Regions from separate parts of the Mus musculus genome. Here region 1 is linked to region 2. Evidence: chromatin loops called from intact Hi-C (ENCODE). Cell type or tissue: left cerebral cortex. All regions are shown on one strand.

Region 1 (2,500 bases), 77 kb after region 2:
ATGGGGTGAACACCATGGGATTGGATACGTTGGACCAGCACCATGAAGTGAAGGTAAACTGTAAACCATCTCAGTGCAGGGCAAGCACTACCTAGCGCTTCACAGCACCCATGAGATGAATGACTCAGGTTACTCATGCCAGCAGAGAAACCATTTGCAAGCTTGGAGGCTAATGGGTTTTACTGCCTCTTAAAGGTGCTTCCTTTTTTCTTCTTACGTAGCTTCTTTTGATTATTTTGTTGTGATGGTTGTATTGTAGAAAAACCATAGCAACTGTGTTGTGTTGGAAGGCAGATGCTCTTTGTGGCTCTAGATGTTGCTTCTGTGGACCAGTTTTGTTTCCCTAGGGCAACAAATCACAAGTCTCCATAGGAATAAGCAGGAGCTACTAACTGCCACGCCCAGGGGTATTACTCTAGACAGGGTGGAACTGTAGGAACCTGGACCAGCACCCTGAGATGGAAGTGAAGCTGAGGCTTGGCCCACTACAGGCTGTGCACTGCCACATGCATTGCTCTTCCAAATGGTTTCTTAGCCTTTGTGCAATGGATAGCTCAGCTTTTTGGGGAGGCATAGTAAAGCTGAGTTCACATAAAACAGAAAAATTTGCTAGATGTATTTTGTCATACTGTTTATAAAATCTTCTTAAGATGACAAAATAAAATATTATTCAAACAGAACCAAAAACTCTTGAGACTATTTCTGGCCCATCTGTTAACTCACAGATATTTTTTACATGACTCTAACCAAAGGTTGCTTTGATCTTGTTTACATCAGCATCTTACTCTGGGGTTTTAATAGCATGGCTATCATGCCATACCTTAGATTTCTTGGTGTCATGTCAGTTTCATTCTGGATTTCCCTAATCTTTAACATGCTGTGTATATCTCTGAAACCATCCTTGAGATTTCTATTGCTCATTCTTTGTCATTGATTATACTAAATAAAATTACAACTTGGACAATTGTAGGAACATCAGCAAATGAAAAAATTCAAATCTTAAATCTATTTACGATAATTTACAGTTCTTTCCTGAGCATAGTCAGACAATCATAAGTGAAGGACAGATTCTAAAATATTAACGTGACTGACTGGTGGTTATATTAAGAACTTTAGCTGAAGGGCAATCAACAGAGATTATAATTTTAAGCAAATGGGAGAGAGAAAGTGACTCATGCCTCACCACGTTGTCTGGAGCAGCAAAGAAACAGCGCTCTGAAGGGAATCTCCTTGTGCCTCAACAGCTCAATAAAGCTCACTGCTTCCATCCTTACCTGTGGTGAAGGGAAGAGACACATAGGAGTGAGGCTCAGTGGTGTACCATGAGACAGTACCCCCAGCGAGCTTCTGCGGCACCACAGGCGCTGGTCCTATTAAAGGGCATTAGATGGTGGTTCCTGTGGCCACTGGCTAGTCCTCTTTCCACATTTTGTTATTTGTTGTATCTACTGTTAGATGAATCGTACGTGACTCGAGAAAGATGTAACACAGTTTTCTTTTTCTTTCTTTTTTATTGAAAATGGATATTTTTCATATAATATATTCTGATTATTCTGTACCTCACAGATCATCCCTATTTCCCCAATCCAGCCAAATTCATGCCCTTTTCCTCTTTCTCACCAGAATAGTAACAGGCATATAGAATAATAAGATAAAATAAAAACAAATAGAGCAGTGTAGGACAAAACAAACTTCTACTGTTAAGCTAATTAAGCATAGAGTACTACAGGGCCTTGACCGCATAATCAGTGTATGCTGTGTAGGGATGAGCTGTTGATCCAAACAAGATCCAACGTAAGCGTGGCGGTAGTATGCTGCCTGTGCTTTCGGCAGCTTGCCACATTGTGTTTCTTATCTCAAAATGCAATATATTAATGGTATAGGGGTAGTATGCTTTCTTAACTGTATTTTATCACAATTAGGAGTAAAAAAGTTCCTTTTAAAAAATATTAGTAGGATATTGTATACTAACCAGTTGGGGCCAGTCTATATGGAAAGGTATAATAGTTCAGAATTGTAATTTTATTAAAATATGCCATCAGTCATTATTATTGGTAATTGATAACTGACTTAAAAGAGTCTTTATGATTGCTACAAGCTGTGTTACTGATTTGACAGTATATTTTGAGCAAAAAATGACAACTATAAAATACTTTATTTTTGCCTTGTACTTGTATCTTGTACTCCTTAGGCTGCCCAGGTTAGCCTCAAACTCACTCTTATACCTCAGCCTACGGAGTGCTGGCATTACAAACATGTAGTACCTACCATATTCAACATGAAGAAATGCTAATAATTTGCAATATAGCCACACCCCTCAAAGTGAATATCTTTCAAACCTCAAAACTAAAAAATGAAAATAAGTTTAAATCATAAACATTTTGTTACATCTTTAGTTACTAGGCAATACTCTGAAGAAAGAAATGCTCTGAATAACTCCGAGAAAAGACAAACACAATATATTTGAGGGAAAATCTACTAATATAACCCTATAGAGTTT
Region 2 (2,500 bases):
AGTGCTGATAAAGGGAGGGAGGGCAGGTGAGCCTGCAGTACTGTGTGCAGTGCTGATAAAGGGAGGGAGGGCAGGTGTGCCTGCAGTGCTGTGTGCAGTGCTGATAAAGGGAGGGAGGGCAGGTGAGCCTGCAGTACTGTGTGCAGTGCTGATAAAGGGAGGGAGGGCAGGTGAGCCTGCAGTACTGTGTGCAGTGCTGATAAAGGGAGGGAGGGCAGGTGAACCTGCAGTGCTGTGTGCAGTGCTGATAAAGGGAGGGAGGGCAGGTGAGCCTGCAGTGCTGTGTGCAGTGCTGATAAAGGGAGGGAGGGCAGGTGAGCCTGCAGTGCTGTGTGCAGTGCTGATAAAGGGAGGGAGGGCAGGTGAGCCTGCAGTACTGTATGCAGTGCTGATAAAGGGAGGGAGGGCAGGTGAGCCTGCAGTGCTGTGTGCAGTCTACCTGCTTTGTTTTCTTTTTATGTTTATCTTAACTTTTTTATCTTGTCCTTTTAAAAGTTTACTTTCTTGTAGTATTTTTAGTGCCCATGGAAAGAATTATCCCAGTGTGTGTTTTCTGTGTGGTAGGATTGATTTGCTTTTCATACTACAATCTTATTTTCTGACTTTTTAGTGAATGCAACTGAGAAACTGGCAGTTTCCCTGCTGAGTCAGCATGTAATCTTCATGTGTGCAGAAACAAATTTAAGTCAGTCATTGCAAACCTAAGATATTGCAAGCTTCTCATGAACACCTAAGGCTTTAGATATATTCATTAAAAACCTTCATAGCCTCTCCTCCCATTCAACAAAGAACAAAAAATAAAAATAAAAATAAAAAATAAATCAGTTTTTTCTTTAAACATTTGCTGTTTAAAACTTTACTTTATTTCCAATATAAGATATTCAGTATATTTAAATATATTTGTCTTTAAAAATCCCTAAACATACAAAACCAGTTTTCAGTTCTGTGGGCAATTATAGATCAGGAAATGACCCGCTGACGAAGCTTGCTTTTCTACACCATGCTATCTTGACTTTGCAAGTGAACTTTTCTGTTTGTGCAGTTATGTTTCTGCGACCTTTCATCCTTAGTCAGCAGCATGGCTCTCTGAAACATTAGGACTTTGTCCTGGCAAGCGTCAATTTGTAGAAAGCTTTTAGTTGGTCTGCACTGCCTGGTTTATATAGCCAAACACCTGCTGAGCAAGCCCTGTGAGTAACTGTGCATGCTTCTCCACTGGGGCTTTGCAGGGCGGGAGCACAAAGACTGTGATTGTTACCCAAGAAGCCTGAGTCACACACTTCTACCAATCGCCTTAGGAGGGCTGGTTACCATGGAATCCACCATCTGTTCACTCCCCGCTGCCGGAATGTGATTATCCTTTGGGGCTGGGAACATAGGGTTAGCAGGGGAGCCTGTGTAGTGTGAGATTATCGGCAGTGCACTGGGCTATTGGGAGATTTCATTCTGCTCACTGGAAGAACAAATGAAGGGAGTTGTTCTCCAGCCATTTGTGACTTGTAATCACAAGGAATAAATCAGCTTTTCTAAGGTAAGTAACCTAGCATTGCATATCTGATTTGTACGGCATTTAGTGTGAGCATATCTCTCTGTGGTCAAGGAAAGGAAGCACTAAGCTCTTGGGTAAGAACGCCCCCACCTCAAAGCTTGCACACTTGCCTTTTATTAATTTTAGGCAGCCTGTACAATTACATGTTGGAATTATCCTGTAATGCTTAAGAATATTTCCTGCCTGTGAATGTGTACTGTGATTCTTGAATGTTGCAGATAGACAGTCATCTCGTAATGGCTTCTACAGTGAATTACACCAGTGTTCTTGCTGAAATACACCCAGGGCTACAGCATGCTCAATGTTTGTTCTTATTTGAGAAATGACTCCATCAGTGGCATTTGTAGATTATACTCAAATTAAGGTTAATGTTGGGCCACATGTTTTAAGTGTGGTGCTGATGTAGTGTTTCAGAGCCTGTGGAAACAATGTGACAGGGCTGTAGTGACAGATGGCTCAGCCATAGGGAGGGGTAAACCAAGGAAGATGGCTTGCTTTTCAAGGGCTTCCTTTGTCATTGTTATTTCTTTTGTCCACAGCTACTTAAAATGTGTGTTGCATATTGTAAGCTGCGGATGGAAATTTTAGTTTTAACAAATGGATGACTGACATTTTTCCTTGTGGCTCAGAGGTTGGTAGCTCAAACAAGGCACTACTATGTCTTTTGTAAGGCAGCATTGTGTCTCCTTCCCCCAAACTGTGACCTAAATTATAAAAGTGTAAAATAAAACGAGCTGTATGCTCTGGAGACTTCTTTTGTGTCAGTGTTCCTGCCCTTGACACCCCAGCATTAGCACCCTGAGTTTAGCAGATCTGCCATTTTGTGTGCTGTATGAAAGACTGTAATTAGAGGTTTTGCCTGTGCAGTTCAGTCAAACTTGAACCATGTTGTATTCTTGGGTGTGCATCTTAGTGAGCCAGTGGCTACCTAGAGAACTAGAAACAGTCAGT

Evidence for each region. Hi-C counts contacts between places; a loop is a spot of excess contacts. Peaks named below come from ENCODE experiments on the same cell type or tissue, not always from the same donor. Only the 100,000 strongest peaks of a DNase experiment are listed, where the experiment ranks them.
Region 1: it touches region 2 in a loop (3-fold over the local background); 2 of 42 quality-filtered maps call a loop at or near these places.

The regions. Positions count from the first base shown.
Region 1 is chr16:16,481,643-16,484,142 of GRCm38, reverse strand. Fgd4 (FYVE, RhoGEF and PH domain containing 4) reads left to right here. Exons shown (of 17, transcript NM_001301817.1): 4 at 1-53. Among named protein-coding and RNA genes, the nearest start is that of Fgd4, 120 kb to the left of the region's middle. In left cerebral cortex, no CTCF peak of the experiment used is centred here; a DNase peak (open chromatin) is centred at 1,245.
Region 2 is chr16:16,559,068-16,561,567 of GRCm38, reverse strand. All of the region lies in intron 1 of Fgd4 (FYVE, RhoGEF and PH domain containing 4), which reads left to right. Among named protein-coding and RNA genes, the nearest start is that of Fgd4, 40 kb to the left of the region's middle. In left cerebral cortex, a CTCF peak has its summit at 1,209; DNase peaks (open chromatin) are centred at 1,300, 1,762 and 1,959; H3K4me3 peaks cover 1,634 bases; H3K27ac peaks cover 1,586 bases.